Regions from separate parts of the Homo sapiens genome. Here region 1 is linked to region 2. Evidence: read pairs that join two places in POLR2A ChIA-PET (ENCODE). Cell type or tissue: CD4-positive, alpha-beta T cell. All regions are shown on one strand. Links, peaks and the distances in the headings refer to the core of each region. The heading gives the core; the rest is flanking DNA. Region 1 holds the start of FFAR3 (free fatty acid receptor 3). Region 2 has its middle 15 kb from the start of FFAR2.

Region 1 (8,327 bases), core at 109-8,108, 110 kb after region 2:
GCTCTCTCAGGTGTGCCCATGCCTGCCAGTGAGAAGCCAGCTCTGCTCTGTGAATCTGTCTCTGTCTCTCACTGTGCCGGTGTCTGTCTGTCTGTCTGTCTGTCTCTGTTTCCTGCCTCAGAATGACAACACAGCCTCTCCACATCTGTTTTCTCAGGCGTGTGTGGGTCATCTGACCACTCTGCCCCTTCCAGGTTCCAGGTCCCCCATCATCAGCCTCTCTCTGTGTGGCCTCCTGGCAGCTCCGGTCACCAGGTTTCGGGGGGGACAACGAGGGGGTCTCAGCCTATCACCACCTCCCTCCAAAGATGCCATCTCCCTCCTTTTTGCGTGTGATCGCTTCACCCATGGGAGATTCACACCTACTTGCTCTGCCCGATGGAGAGGGTGCCAGCTGCTGCACCCCCCACAGTCTTCTCCCACCTCCTCTCTCTGCCTTTCTCCCACCCCACCTAGATGGCACCAAGCGGCAGCCCCAGATGCATCTCCCGTTCTATGACAGCCCCGTTCCCTGGGCTTCTGAGATGTATGGAAAATGCTCCAACATCCTCCTCACCCCCACTCCCACGATCACCCACACCCTGATGGCTTTTCATCTTCCCCACCCCTGGGCTTTTGCTTATACAGACTGGGCTGGGCTGGGAGATAGCTGGGGACAGCAAAGCCCATGAAGCTGCCTCTTATTCCCTCTTATAAACCTGGGGGAGGAGGGAGACTCCAGCTCTTCATGGCTCTCTTTCGACTGTGAGGTTTTCAGTTTTTCTGTTCTCTGCCTTGGGGTGGCGGTGCCCATTCTGAAGTTGCAGGATTCCATGGCACCTTTGTCCCCTTTCTGAGCCATGAACACCCCTACCTGCATCAACTTCTTTGCAGCCACCAGGGCTGAGTGCCCTGGGGATGGACAGGTGAGCCGTGGGACAGAGAGACAGCTCATGGTTTCAACTCTCCACAGAGTCCCTCTCCTTCCACCTGAAATCCACTTCCCCACACACAGCCAGTCTTCATTCTCCCGGCACACTTAACCCCAGGGAGGAAGCAGATATTTAAAGACCTTAGTGTCGAACTCCCCGAAGTTCTGAGCCCAGCCATCTGCATGCAATAGGTGTTCAACAAATGCTTCTGAAATACTGCTGACAGCATGCAAACAGGGGCTGGCGAGTCTCAGGTGGCCTTGCTTGGGGAGGAGGTCCTGACCAGCTATTTCTCATGGGCCACCACTCAGGGAACATGAAAACTTCCTGAATGGCCATATTTTGATGAATAGAGCTCTGAGGAACATCTCTCTGACTTTGCAGAAACCTGAAGTCCATTGTGCTGACTAATTATCTTTTTTTCTTTTTTTCCAAGAGGGCTTTTTTACTGGGAAAAGGTTGAACCCACACAAATAGTCAATACGCTTTGCATTTAGTTCTGTTTCTTATCATGGCCTGTTTATATTTGTCCTGCTCAGACAGACTTATCTGACTTGGGACATTTGACTGGGCCAGGTGACCACAGGTGACACACAGATGGAGAACAGCAGAGTGGCTTAGGGGCATGGGTGTCAGAGTCAACTGACACCAGCTTCTGGTCCCACTTCAATCGCCCACCAGCTATGGGATCTCAGGTAGGAGGTGTCACCTCTCTGGGCCACTCCTTCATCTGAAACTGGGGATAATGCTGGTACCTCTCACAGGGCTATTGAGAGATAGAAGGAGATGATGTGTCAGGCCAAGTCCTTTAGACAGGGCAGCTGTTATTTTCATCCCTGCAAGCCAGATCCTCTCCCAGCATCCAGGCATCCTGGTGTTTGGCCCTTTTCCTCCAGAGTCTGGTGTTTTCTCCTTCCATCCACCAGTCCCACCCGGCCCAAGCACACCACCAGAACAAAACAGGAGAAGAAGGAAACACTGTTCTCTTTTGCTTGCTTCCACATTTATTTGGGTAATTTTTCTTCTGTCATTGTTCATAAATGTCTCTGATGATCCACATTTATTGAGCAATGGGAACTTTCTGGAAAAGGCGCTGTGGGAGCAGAATGCGGCCTCATCCCTGGAGCCCTGTCTCCCCCGCTCCTGACTCGCTGGCTGGGAGCAGCTCTGAGGATGGGGTTCTCCCCTCTCCTGCCCCTGCCACTCACTGGGCAGCCCCCTCAGACCCTGGGCACTGCTCTTAGCTCCTCTGCCACCCTCAAGAAAACACAGGAGCTGCCTGCTGCTATGAGGACCTCATTGTTCTCCAGAGCAGCCTCTCACCCTGACCCCTTCCCAGAGCCCAATCCATAGTGTGTGGGTGGATGGGGATGGAGGTGAGATCGAGAGCTGGGCTTTAGCGCGCATACCCTTAGGGAGGCTAGATGTCTACTCTGCCCCCAAGCCCCATCGGGCCCCAGCTCGCCACTCCAAGTCCCTCCTGGCGTGAGCGAGGAAGCGCCCTGAGGATGACATGCCAGCTACACCCTCCTCCCCCGGAGGACCTAGCTTTCAGCACAGGCCACCTGGCCACCAGTTCCACAGCCCTGTGAGTGTTCACTGGTCTTTCTTTCAGCTGGTCGGTCCGCTCTCTGCTCCTCCCCTCCCTTCTGCTCCTTCAGCTCCATGCTGCTCTCCTGCTGCCACTGGCCCCAGAGCCCACACAACCTCCTCAGCAGCTCATGAAAGTCGGCTTGGAACCCGGAGGAGGAGAAGTAGTAGACAAAGGGGTCGACACAGGAGTTCAGGGTGCTGAGAAGCGTCACGTAGATCCTCCACGCCGGGCTTTCACCGCAGATATAGCCCACGACATGGGACACGTTGTAGGGCCCAAAGCAGACAAGGAAGTTGAGCAGCGTGGCCGCCAACAGCCCCGCCACCCTCCTCTGCCGGCGGTGGCTGCCCCCTCTGCCGAGGATCCACACCAGGCGGCTGTAGCAGTAGCTGGTGATGATCAGCGGGACCACAAAGAGGACCACAGCCATCTCCAGCCGCACGGGCAGGAGGATGGCTAGCTGGTCCTTCCGGAACTCCAGGTAGCAGGTCCCATTGGTGCCCTGGCTGTGGGAGATGTCCCCTGAGAATTCTATGACGTAGACCACGCTGCAGTGAGCAGAGGCCAACAGCCAGCAGGCCACACTCACCAGACCTGCCTGCCCCAGCCTCGGCCGGGTCTTGTACCACAGTGGGTGGGCCACACTCAGGAAGCGTTCAATGCTCACAGCTGCCAGGAAGAGGGCGGTGAGATAGATGGTGGTGAAGAAGATGAATCCAGAGAGTGGGCAGAGGATGAAGGGCAGGGGCCAGTGCATGCCATTGGCTGCCTCCACCATGCGGAAAGGCAGGAACAGCAGCAGGAGCAGGTCCGAGGCGGTCAGGTTGAGCAGGAGCACGTCCACGGCCACCGGGCGGCGCTGCAGCTTGCCCACGAAGACCACCAGGGCCAGCAGGTTGAGGGGGAGCCCCACCAGGAAAGTGAGAAGGTACACCGAGAAGACGAACCAGTGATTGCCGGAGAAGTAGGACTGGTCGGGGCCTGTATCCATGGTGGTGGCCACTGGTGAGAGAGAGTAACATGGAGTTGGTAGTGGGGGCCCTAACGGCCTCTGGCCAGCAGCATCTCCCCTAAAAGGGCACGAGGTCACTACGCCCACCCCTCTTGTCTCTGGGTGCCTTCCAGGCGGGGTCAGCCTGCCTGTCTTCCTGAGCATGCCCTGTCCCCTGTCCCTTCCCCAGCAGAGAAGCACCAAGGTGCTCCTCCACCCAGCCCCTCGGGCCCAGGCTCACCTGCTTCTTTGAGACCCCAAATGCTCTGCCGCACAGCACCTTGCTGTCTCTCCAGACCTAGTGCAGTTGGCTATTTATCCGGCAGAACTGATAAAGACCTGGCCGTGCCCATGACGTCACTCACTGTTGAGCAGTGGCACATAGATGCCTTGAGCTCCGTTGCCAGGGCTGGTCAGCATGCTAAAAGGGGAACAAATTCCACAACTGCGTGCCTCCCTCCTCATGCAGTCTCAGCTGGGATGCTCTAAGCAGGCCCCAGCCGACGTCTTCCTCTCCCCTTCTTCACTTGAATTTTGTCTGCTTCTCTAGAATGGCATTTATCCAATTTGCCTTGTAAGGGCAGGAAGTGTGATGCAATGACAGAGAGCGAGCTCCGTGAGGTCTGTTTCTTCCTGACTTTGTGATTTGGGGGAAATGACTTAAATTCTCCATGTTTCTGCTTTCTCCCCTGCAGAACAGAGCTCATCATAATACCCATCTCATAGATCAACGCATTAACACATGCAAATTAAAACAATATGTAGGTCGATTAAAAGATTACTAATACATGTTGAGTGGTTTGACGGAAGCCTGGCGTGTGGTCGTGAGCAGGCAGCGGATGCCAGCTGCTATTTTCCCTGTCACTGGTGCAGGATTATCTCTGGGGTGACAATGTAATAATAATAACAATAATAATGGTGGTGGCGATGATGACAGCAGCTGCCTTTTCATGGGCACATAATCCATAGCAGACACTGCTTCTAGGGCAACGCTTTTATGTCATAAAATCCTTGTCCTTCACCGTAGGGAAGTGACTTGCTCCAGGTGATACAGCTTGTGAAATGTCACCACTAGGGTTCAAACCCAAGTGCTGTCCAGTTTCACAGGTGATCTATTAGTTCATTCAAACAATCACAGGGCACAATGAGATATGATTTCACATCCACTAGAATGGCCACAAGCAAAAAGTCAGACAATGCCTATGGTCGGCGAGAATGTAGAGAGATAGGGGCCTCATTCACTGCTGGTGAGAATAATGGGAGGTGGTGTCCCTGCTTTGGAAAGCAGGTGGCAGTTGCTTAAAAAGTTAAACATAAATTCACCATGCGATCCAACAATTCCACCGTAGGTATTTACTTAAGAGAAGTGGAAACTCAGGTCTACTTAAAGACTCAGTCCTAAATGTTCACAGCAGTGTTGGTCATAGTCACCAACAGTGGAAATGTTACCTGGCAGCCCATCAGCTGGTGAGTGAATAAAAAAGTGGCACATCCATATACTGGAATTCTATTTGGCAAAGAAAAGGAATGAGCTACCCATACACACTACAGCCTTATGTTGAGTGAAACAAGCCAGACGTAAAAGACCATGTACATATATTGTCAGATTTCATTTATTTATATGATATGTCCAGAATAGGCAAAGTTATAGAGTCAGAAAGTAGACTCGTGGTTGTCTGGGGGATGGAGGTAGAAATGAAGATTAAGTTGTTTTTTTTTTTTTTTTTTTTTTTTTGAGACAGGGTCTTGTTGTCGCCCAGGCTGGAGTGCAATGGTGCAATCTTGGCTCACTGCAAACTCTGCCTCCCGGGTTCAAGAAATTCTCATGCCTCAGCTTCCTAAGTAGCTAGGATTACAGGTGCCCGCCACCACGCCTGGCTAATTTTTGTATGTTTAGTAGAGATGAGGTTTCGCCATGTTGGCCAGGCTGGTCTCGAACTACTGACCTCAGGTGATCCGTCCACCCCAGCCTCCCAAAATGCTGAGATTATAGGCGTGAGCCACCCCGCCTGGCCCAAGATTAAGTTTAAATGAACATGAAGTAAAATCCTTTACTAGGGTCATGAAAATGTTCTAAAACTAGCTGATGGTAATGGACTCACACCTCAGTAAATTTACTAAAAATCATTGAATTGTACACTTAACATTGGTGAATTTGATGATATGTACATAATATCTCAATTAAGCTGTTAAAAGTGCAGCAGTAGGCTGGGTACGGTGGCTCAGGTCCGTAATTTTAGCACTTTGGCAGGCTGAGGTGGGAGGATTGCTTGAGCACAGGTTGTTTGAGACTAGCCTGGGCAACATGAGGAGACCCTATGTCCACAGGGGAAAAAAAAAAAAAAAAGAGAGAAAGAAAAAAGAAATTAGCTGGGTTTAGTGGCATGTGCCTCTGGTCCCAGCTACTTGGGAAGCTGAAATGGAAGAATCGCTTGAGCCCAGGAATTCAAGGCTGCAGTGAGCCATGACTGTGTCACTGCACTCCATCCTGAGCAACAGAGTGAGACTGTGTCTAAAAAAAAAAAAAAAAAAAAAAAACAACACGCAGTTGTGAACAAAAAGTTTTTGCTGTCATGCTGTTTACATTACATTTGGTGGTGAGGGCTTGGGGGATGGAGTAGGGGAAGGATCATGAAGACGTGGATACTGAAGAGGCAAAGAGCCACTGGAGGGAACATTGGGGCAGGGGAGTCACGGGTGCACAGACTTGGCCTGCTGGGGGAGCTGATAGGAGGTTTGGGTCTCACAGGAGTGAGAGGCGCCTGGGGTGGATCACACTGAGTCTCCTGGGCCCCAGGGAGGCACTGGATTTGCCCTAAGTGGGGGGAGGCAGGAGGAACTGGGAGAAGCAGCCCAGTACCCAGCAGGGGCTATGGAGCAGGAGTCAAAGAGAGTGGGCCCTGGCACCCTGTGATGCGGGAGGAGGCACTGGGGCTCCCTGGGGTGGAGTTTGGGTTTTTACTGAAATTCCCTGGTGTTGTCACTGCACAAGTGCCGGGCTTGTTTCTGGCTTCCAAAAGAAGTTACTTAATTTCTCTGGCCTGTTTCCATATTGATAAAACAGACATAGAACTTTCTTTGGAAGGCTAGTAGAGGCATTCATTCATTCATTGAGCGAACATTTACTGAGCACCTACTGCGTGCCACTCTGTCTTCTGGGCGCTGGGGATATATCATCAATTACAAGAAAAATCCTTGCATGCGTAGACATTTCAGCCTGAACAGAGCTCATTTGTAGAAATTGGTGCGTGCACCCCAGCTGGTGGCTGCCATTTGTTGTGCTCCAATACATCATCATGTGCATGGCATTGCTGTAATTTAGAGCAGGTGCCCAGGTGTCTGTCTCCTTCACAGCCACAGCCACTCCCTTCTGACCTCCCTCTCATGGATGTGGGATGCTATCCTTTGCGAAATGGACCACAAATACAGGGTTAACCCCCACACCCCCAGGTTTCCCAAATGTCCCCTGGCTCTTGGGGGTTCTGCTTGGAAGGATCACATCCTGCTTTTACCCCTTCCTTGCTGTAGGGCCTTAGGCAAGTTTCTTCATCCCATTCCAGGATCGTAGCTACCTGGTGCAGCACCTTTGTGCAAATTAGGTGCTCCCTTTCCAGAGGAGCCCATCCCGCACCAAGTGCTGCCTAAGGAGTGGCTGGTGTATTTCTTCAAATTAGAACACAATACTCCTTCCCTTGATGCAAGCAAGGCAGGCATGTGGCTTGTTGAGCAAAGCACAGGCTAGAATTTAGTCAGTGTTTGCTCCTCTGCCCAGTACCTTCGTGTAGTGAACACCCGCTCATCCGTACGGCAGTGGCAAGGCTAAACCACAGCGTTGTGTGAAGCTGAAGTGAGACAACACTCACTGTAGACACTCAGCGTGACACCCATCACGTATTACAGACTATATAGTTGACCTTTGAATAGCACAGGTTTGAACTGTGCAGGTCCACTTACTTGTGGATTTTTTTCAATAAATACATTGGAAACATTTTCAGAGATTTGCAACAATTTGAAAAAACTTACAGAGGAACTACAAGCCTAGAAATATATTTTTAAAATTAAGCAAAAGTTAAGTATGCCACGAATACAAAAAATATATGTAGGTACTAGTCTATTTACTGCCACTAGTCTATTTACTGCCATACATACTAGTCTATGTATGCCAAAATGGATACAAAGCTTTTTTTTTTTTTTTTTTTGAGACAGGATCTGGCTCTATTACCCAGGCTGGAGTGCAATGACATGATCTCGGCTCACTGCAACCTCTGCGTCCCAGGCTGAAACCATCCTTCCACCTCAGCCTCCCAAGTACCTGGGACTACAGGCACACGCCACCATGCCCAGCTAAATTTTTTGTATTTTTGGTAAAGACAGGGTTTCTCCATGTTGCCCAGGCTGGGCAAATCTCTTATAGAAAGTTAAAATTGGCAGGGTACCGTGGTTCACGCCTGTAATCCCAGCACTTTGGGAGGCCGAAGCGGGTGGGTCAACTGAGGTCAGGGGTTCGAGACAGGCCTGGCCAACATGGTGAAACCCCATCTCTACTTACAATACAAAAAATTAGCCAGGTGTGGTGGTAGGTGCCTGTAATCCCAGCCACTTGGGAGGCTGAGGCAGGAGAATTGCTTGAACCTGGGAGGCGGAGGTTGCAGTGAGCCAAGATCACACCATTGCACTCCAGCCTGGGAGACAGAGCAAGACTCTGTCTAAAAACAAAACAAAACAAAAAAGTTAAAATTTATCAAAAATATATGCACGCAAACACAAACTCTATTTGATGCCATTTGAAGTCAAGAGAAATGCAAGCAAACATAAAGATGTGCAGTATTAA
Region 2 (8,327 bases), core at 28-8,027:
CAACCATGCTGTGGTAGGAAGGACACTGCCCGGAAAGTTAGGAGACCTGAGTCTGCTACCACCTCCCTGATGGCGAGTAGTACGTTTCTTTTGCTAGCAAATTGGTTCATTCATTTGTTTAACACTGACTCTGTGTCAAACATGGTTCTGACTGCTGGGGATGGATAGGTGTACAAAATGGGGCCGGGCATAGTGGCTCAGGTCTACGATCCCAGCACTTTGGGAGGCTGAGATGGAAGGATTACTTGAGGTCAGGCAGGGGTTCGAGACTAGCCTGAGCAACATAGCATGACCCTGTCTCTACCAAAAAAAAAAAAAAAAAAAAAAAAAAGCCAGGCTTGATGGTGTGCACCAATAGACCCAGCTACTTGAGAGGTTGAGGCAGGCAGGAGGATCACTTAAGCCCAGGAGTTTGCAGCTGCAGTGAGCCGTGATTGCGACATTGCATTCCTGCCTGGGCAAAAGAGTAAGACCTCATCTCCAAAAAAGAAACAAAAACATGCCGGGCCCGGTGGCTCACGCCTGTAATCCCAGCACTTTGGGAGCCAAGGCAAGCGAATCACCTGAGATCAGGAGTTTGAGAGCAGCCTGGCCAACATGGCGAACCCCGCCTCTATTAAAAATACAAAAATTACCCAGGTGTGGTGGCGGACCCCTGCAATCCCAGCTATTCAGGAGGCTGAGGCAGGAGAATTGCTTGAACCCAGGAGGCGGAGGTTGCAGTGAGCCGAGATCATGCCATTGCACTCCAGCCTGGGTGACAAGAGTGAAACTACGTCTCAAAAAAAGAAAAAAAGAAAAAAAGAAACAAAAACCTAAGCAAAATAACCAAAGTAGATGAGTTATCCTGGAACTTACATTCAAGAGGGGAAGACAGACAATTAGCAGGCAAACAAACAATAACAATAAAGAGGAAATACTTGGGGCTAATAACGGTGGGTGAAATCCATGAATCTCCTTTTGCTGCCTCCTGAAATCACACTGTAGTGACAGTAAAGAGATCTTTTAGAAAGGAGTCCCCGTAAGTACAGGGAGAACATAAGAGGATACAATACCACCAAAATTTTGCCAGCTGGACAGCAGATGAATGAATGGTAACTGGTGACTGACTTAGCAGACCTGTGAAAGTTGGATCATAAGCCAATAGTGGGAAAAACCAAGATTCAATGAAGTTTCTACTGTAGAATCCACATAAAGCTCATGAACTAGTGGCAACAGGTTCCTCTGGAAATGGGACAAAGGACAAGCTAACATAAGGAAAATAGGCTGAAAATCTTATTATTCTTAGAGACAGCATCTTGCTTTGTTGCCCAGGCTGGAGTGCAGTGGTGTGATCATAGCTCACTGCAGCCTTGACCTCCTGGGCTAAGTGATCCTCCTGCCTCAGCCTCCCGAGTAGCTGGGACTGCTGAGTAGGCAGGCACCACTATGCCACCATGCCAGGCTATTTAAAATTTTTTTTTTTTTGGCCAGGCACAGTGGCTCACGCCTGTAATCCCAGCACTTTGGGAGGCCGAGGCAGGCAGATCACCTGAGGTTGGGAGTTGGAGACCAGCCTGACCAACATGGAGAAACCCCATCTCTACTAAAAATACAAAATTAGCTGGGCATGGTGGTGCATGCCTGTAATCCCAGCTACTTGGGAGGTTAAGGCAGGAGATCGCTTGAACCCGGGAGGCGGAGGTTGCGGTGAGCCGAGATCGCGTCGTCATTGCCCTCCATCCTGGGCAACAAGAGCAAAACTCCCTCTCAAAAAAAAAAAAAATTTTTTTTTTTTTTTAGATACAGGGTCTCACTATGTTGCCCAGACTAGTATGGATCTCCTGGGCTCAAGCAATCCTTCAGCTTTGGCCTCCCAAAGTGCTGAGATTACAGGTGTGAGCCATGGCACTCAACCATTCTTTTCTGGTTTAGACATCATGTCATAGTGCCTTTATATACGTTTTATGTATCTAAAAAAAAGTAGTCCCTTCCCTTCTCTTCAATGTGAGCAGACAACCAAGAATTACCATATATATGATGACAACTTCTAACATAAAATATAGCAACTGACACCAAAAAAGGCATCTTAGAGCAGGGAGATGAAGATTCCTCAGAGAAATCAGAGTGGACATTGCAATCATGAAACAAGGTCAGCATGCTAAGAAGGAATAAAAATGTGCTCAGAAATGAAAAGTGATAGCAAAAATGAAAAATAGAAGGGCTGGAAGATAAGAAAATCTCACAGAAAGTAAAGCAAAACAATGGGGAGAGAAAAAATGGGAAAAAAGGGAAAATTAGAGGGCCGTGTAAGAGGTGCAGTGTCCCCCAAATAACAAGGATTCCAGAAGGAGAGAAGAGAGAAAATGAAGGCAAGGAAACCATCACAAAGTGTTTCAAGAGAATCTTCCCAAATGGAAGGAAATTATTTTGTAGACTGGAAGAGTCCATTGAATGCCCAATGGATGGAATTTTAGATACCTTGTGAGAAAGGTAAGGATCCTGCAGGCTTCCAGAGAGAAAAAGACAGGCCATGGACAAAGGATAGGAGTCAGGATGTCTTGGGAATTTTCAGCCAGACTGGACGCTAGAAGGCAATGCGGCAATGCCTTTCAAGTTCTGAAGAAGAATGATTGCCAACCCAGAATATTCCATACATAGCCCAATATCAACTACACATGAGAGTGGGATAAAGACATTTTCTGACATGCGGGATTTCAAAGCATTTACTTTCTAAAGAAGCTGCGTCAGGGTTGGGCATGGTGGCTCATGCCTGTAATCCCAGCAATTTGGGAGGCCGAGGCAGAAGGATGACTTGAGCCCAGGAGTTTGAGACCAGCCCTGGGCAGGATAGTGAGACCCTCCCCTTTCTATAAACGAACAAACAAAATAGCCAGGTGTGGTGACACCTGTGATCCCAATGCTTTTAGGGGATTGGGCAGGAGGATTGTCTGGGCCCAGGAGATGGAGGCCGCAGTGAGCCATGATTGTACCACCACACTCCAGCCTGGGCAACAGAGCGAGACTCTGTCTCCAAAAAAGTTAATAAATAATAAAATAAGTAAATGTGGGCTATGATGAGGTTTCTCTTCAAATAGCCGATCAATCCTTTATTCTTTAATTCATAGTATCCCCCCACCCCCTTTTCCTTTTGCTCCTTCTTTTTCCTTTCTGCCTTTGTTCCATGCCCAGACACGCCACAGTACCAGGCGTTATTAGTACCAGCTCACGTTCTTTTCCTTATTTGGAAAGAAGACTAGCTCTCTAGCTCACTGCAGACACCCCTTCCCCTTTCCCCTCTCTCCCTTACGTGCCCACCTTATCTAAAGAAAGTTCAAATGTTTAGCCAACTGGGACTAGTTTAGATTGTATGGCCCGACTCCGGCCAATGGGGAAAGGGTACAGGGGCAGGACTTGCATTAGGAATAAAGGCTCTCGTGCCCCTTTGTTCAGGTGTGCTCTCATGGCAACTGGCCAAGGAGAAGCACCCCTCTGCGCAAGTAAAATTGCTTGGCTAAGAATCCTTTGTTTGAGTGTTCAGTTTCCTTAGGATTTGGAGCGTTATTCCCAGCAGTAAATAAAGAAGCTGCTTAAGGATGTAAACCAAGGAAGAGGAAGACAAGAGCAGAGAAGCAAAGAGGCTTTCCACTTAAGAGCTTCAGGTGTGAGCTGGCTGGGCACGGTGGCTCAATGCCTGTAATCCCAGCACTTTGGGAGGCCGAGGTGGGTGGATCACATGGGGCCAGGAGTTCAAGACCAACATGGTGAAACCCCGTCTCTACTAAAAATACAAGAAAAATTAGCTGGGCATGAAGGCACGCACCTGTAATCCCAGCTACTCGGGAAGCTGAGGCAACAGAATTGCTTGAACCCAGGAGGCAGAGGTTGCAGTGAGCCAAGATCAAACCACTGCACTCCAGCCTGGGCAACAGAGCGAGACTCCATCTAAAAGAAAAAAAAAAGAGCTTCAAGCATGAGCTATACACCTGGCATAAACCACCACCCAGGCAGACTGGAACAGGTCAGAAAGTTCCAAGACACATTTCTTCAGGGAGATGAAATCTGTATCCTCCTAAAACCCCTGAAGTTCTTGAGAGGAGACAAGAACATTGACAAAGAGTTTGGGGTTGAATTCGTGGTAAACATGTAGACTAAACACATGAAAAAATAAGGTGATTATTAATTCCAGGGGTTTTGGGAGGAAAGTTGTGCAGGATAAAAAAGGAACTGGCTGGGCGCGGTGGCTCACACCTGTAATCCCAGCACTTTGGGAGGCCGAGGCAGGCGGATCACCAGGTCAGAAGATCGAGACCATCCTGGCTAACACAGTGAAACTCAGTCTCTACTAAAAATAAAAATTATTCAGGCTAGGTGGCGGGCACCTGTAATCCCAGCTACTCGGGAGGCTTAGGCAGGGAGAATTGCTTGAACCTGGGAGGTGGAAGTTGCAGTGAGCTGAGATCGTGCCACTGCACTCCAGCCTGGGTGACAGAGTGAGATTCTGTCTCAAGAAAAAAAAAAAAAGGAGCTGTTATTTACTACAGAGCTCCAATGTCATTAACATCGATGTAGTCACGATTATGCAAACACTGAATATTTTCTAACATAGTGACAATGGGAGCAGATCGGGAAGACAGGGCGGGAAGGGTGTTGTACATATTGGGAAAAGAATAAGAGCATAATCTTCATCTGCCACAGAATAATTTAACAGATGAAACCTTATATTGAGAAATGAAGAAATACAGTAAAATAAGCAAGCCCCTTAAAGGCATGGAGGGATAAATATTTTGCTGACAAGAGGTAGCAGCAGCTGCCTCCAGGAAGCGGTAAGTGACTGTGGTGGAGAGAGAGGGGAAGGAAGTTGTTTTTCACAGTCAACCATTTGATGCATTAAGGGATGTGCAAGTCTAACGGATAAAAATAACAAGTAGACAAAAATAGATGCTATCAGCTAATGATACACCCAGCGAAGTCAGCAACTAGGTATTATGTGAATGTGTCAAAAGGGAAGCCACTTAGGAGTGGTGGAGGGGGAAGTCCTTTGAGGAAATAAAATTTGAGTCACAGGCAGCCTCAAAGAGGGGAAATTCAGCTGGATGAGTACCTGGGGAACGAGGGCTCCACGAAAAGGGAACCACAAGGAGAAGGAGCTTAGTGAGCTGTCGGTAACAAAAAAGGAAGAGTGAAGGGAGCTGGAGGAGGGCTTGGAGGAAGGGAGTAGGGATGAGCTGGGTTGGGTGAGAGCCAAGTGCTAGATGCATCAGGGGCCTTGCTGGCTTTGGGGAAGGCATGGGATTTTACTCTGAGGATCATGAGAAGTATCTGGAGGCCTTCGAGCAGAAGAATGGAATTACAGTTTTAAAACATTTCCATGGTTAAACATGTATTTGGCATCTCCAGTGCGAGACACTTTTCTAAGTGCTTTGGAGGTACAATATGAAATTCGTTTCATCCTCATAATAACATGATGATGTAGGTGCTGTTAGCCCTATTTTTTTCTTCTTTTATTTCTTACTTATATATTTTTTGGGTCAGGGTCTCACTCTGTCATTCAGGCTGGAGTACAGTGGCTCACTGCAGCCTCCACCTCCTGGGTTCCAACAGTCCTCCCTCCTCAGCCTCCCAAGTAGCTGGGACTACAGGTGTGTGCCACCATGCCTGGCTAATTTATTTTATTTAATAATTTCATTTTTTTCTTTTTCTTTTTTAAAATCAACTATATTTATTTATTTATTTATTTATTTATTTATTTATTTATTTATTTATTTATTTAGAGATGGGGTCTTACTCTGTTGCCCAGGCTGGTCTCAAACACCTGGTCTCAAGTGATCCTTCTACCTTGGCCTCCCAAGGTGTTAGGATTACAGGTGTGAGCCACTGCACCTGGCCTTTTTTTTTTTTTAAATCTTGTGAGAGGCCAGGCTCAGTGGCTCACGCCTGTAATCCCAGCACTTTGGGAGGCTGAGGCGGGTGGATCACTTGAGGTCAGGAATTCAAGACCAACCTGGCCAACATGGTGAAAGCCCGTCTCTACTAAAAATACAAAAATTAGCTGGGAGTGGTGGCGCATGCCTGTAATCCCAGCTACTTAGGAGGGCGAGGCACAAGAATTGCTTGAACCGGGGAGACGGAGGTTGCAGTGAGCTGAGATGATGCCACTCTACTCCAGCCTGGGCGACAGAGCGAGACTCCGTCTCAAAGAAAAAAAAAAAATTCTCGTGAGAAAACGAAAGCGCAGCAAGGTTGAGTTGCACAGCGCTAGGACAGGATTCAAACTCAGTACACCCTGCTGCCCCTTCCTGGAGAGCCCTCAGCTTGTCCCCTAGAGGACCAGGACTAAATTCACTGCTTCTCAACCCTCACTCTACTTCACAAGCAACTGGAGAGCTTTAGAAAATACAATGCCCAAACACACCGGCAGTTTTGGAAACTCCTCCAGTGGCTTTGGAGCGCAGCCAGGGTTGAGAAGTGGACGCAGGCTGGAGGCCTGCTCGCATCCCCCGAGCTCTATGCTTCTGTCCTCACACCTTCATTTCTGTTGCAGGCCAGTGGACCCGGGACAACATGGGACGGCTCTTGGTGACTCCTTGGCCTCCCATCACTTTCTTGGAGCCCAGGCCCCTTCTTCTCCCCAGCCACGACTCCTCCTAGAAGCCAGGTTTCTTGCTGGTCTCTACTCTGCTCTCAGCACCAGGCATCTTACCCCACCCCCGATGCCTTTCCTTTCTCAGAACCTCGATGGAGGTCAGTCTCCATCACTCTCCCCAACTTTCTATACCAAACAACTGCACACCGCATGAGTCACGATTCCTGCCCTCTTTTCTCTTCCTCAGTGAAGTAAAGATTGAGAGAGAGTGTGCCTGTGGTTTTGAGAGGGAGTCGGGAATCGTGGAGGAGGGGCCAGAACACCATCTCACTGAGGACTTGCGTGTGTCACTTTGCCACTTTGCCACTTTGCATCGCTGAGCCTCAGCTTTTCTTGTTGTTAAGTAGGGAGAGGATATCTGTTGCGCTTCTTCTTTTTTTTTTTTTTTTGATTTGGAGTCTCTCTCTGTTGCAAGACTGGAGTACAGTGGTGCGATCTCATCTTACTGCAACCTCTGCCTCCCGGGTTCAAGTGATTCTCCTGCCCCTGAGTAGCTGGGATTATAGGTGTGTGCCACCACGCCTGGCTAATTTTTTTGTATTTTTAGTAGAGACGGGGTTTTACCATGTTGGTCAGGCTGGTCTTGAACTCCTGACCTCGTGATCCGCCCGCCTCAGCCTCCCAAAGTGCTGGGATTACAGGCGTGAGCCACCGCGCCCGGCCTGTTGTGCTTCTTAAAAGCCTTTGAGACTCCCTGGGATCTGACACTTGCTGGCTTTTCAGCTGTCACTAAGCTGCAGCCACCCTGGCGTTTCTTTTCCCGGCACAAATTCAGCCTGTTCAGGCCTCGCACAGGCCTGGAGCCCCTTGCTTGGGACATTATTCCCCCAGTTCTTGGCATACAAGATTCCTCCTTGCCATTCTAGTCCCAGCTCAAATATCACCTTTGCATGGCCTTCTCAAGCTCAAGCTGTGTGTTCAAAAGTAACCACCTACTCCCTTCCTGGGAGTCATGTTCTATCCCAGCTCGGTTCTATCGTCTTCACAGCACGTAGCACCAGTGCAAAGGATCCTGCTTATGGGTCTTGCTCTCCCTGTCTGCCCAGCAATGGGAGCTGCTTGAGGGCAGGAATCTTACCCTTTTTGTTCACTGCTGTATCCTTAGCACCTAAAACAGGGCCTGACACATGGTAGGCCTCCATAAATGTTGGCGGATGAATGAAGGCTACGCCGTGGAAACTCAAATGGTGTAATGTTTGCCATGGCACTTTAGAAATTCTCAACTGCAGCCCACATGGGTGAGCTTTTTATTTAAAATAGCTAGATTTGGGAGCAGTGTGTTTACTTTCCTAACTCTGTTTTCTCGAGGCTGGTCGTAGCTCGGACTGACAGATGGCAGAGGACAATGTTTGGGGAGAGGGAACCGGGGTTAGTATGTAGCTTGGACAACCCCTCCTCGGGTAAGCTGCTGGTGGCCAGCTGGCCGTGGCCAGCGTTTGCAGAGTTGGCTCCCCTCCCGCACTGCTTGACCTCGCATCTACTTTCCCAGACCTTTGAAACTTTGCCAAGTGGGTTACTGGATGACCGCTTCTGAAGGCTTAGAGATCTTTGGCCCAATTTCCTGATGGGATGTGCAATTTGTAGATGAGAAATGTCCTCATTTCCTGTGATTAGAGATAAATAATGAAAAGGAAAAAAAAAAGTGGGGCAAAAGCACTTATCCACAGGAGGCAGGGCAAGGCGAAAAGAAGAACTAGCACAG

What was found. Peaks named below come from ENCODE experiments on the same cell type or tissue, not always from the same donor. Only the 100,000 strongest peaks of a DNase experiment are listed, where the experiment ranks them.
Region 1: POLR2A ChIA-PET joins it to region 2 with 13 read pairs; 12 of 35 experiments call an interaction of 5 or more read pairs at or near these places.

The regions. Positions count from the first base shown.
Region 1 is chr19:35,354,060-35,362,386 of GRCh38, reverse strand. It overlaps FFAR3 (free fatty acid receptor 3), which reads right to left and starts at 3,927. Exons shown (of 2, transcript NM_005304.5): 1 at 3,738-3,927; 2 at 1,898-3,507. The coding sequence starts at 3,496. The coding sequence ends at 2,456. RefSeq lists an enhancer at 2,079-2,606 and a silencer at 7,259-7,358. In CD4-positive, alpha-beta T cell, for the core only: no CTCF peak of the experiment used is centred there; a DNase peak (open chromatin) is centred at 3,986.
Region 2 is chr19:35,459,365-35,467,691 of GRCh38, reverse strand. No RefSeq gene overlaps it. Among named protein-coding and RNA genes, the nearest start is that of FFAR2, 15 kb to the right of the region's middle. RefSeq lists an enhancer at 7,134-7,253. In CD4-positive, alpha-beta T cell, for the core only: no CTCF peak of the experiment used is centred there; DNase peaks (open chromatin) are centred at 4,991 and 6,891; H3K27ac peaks cover 933 bases.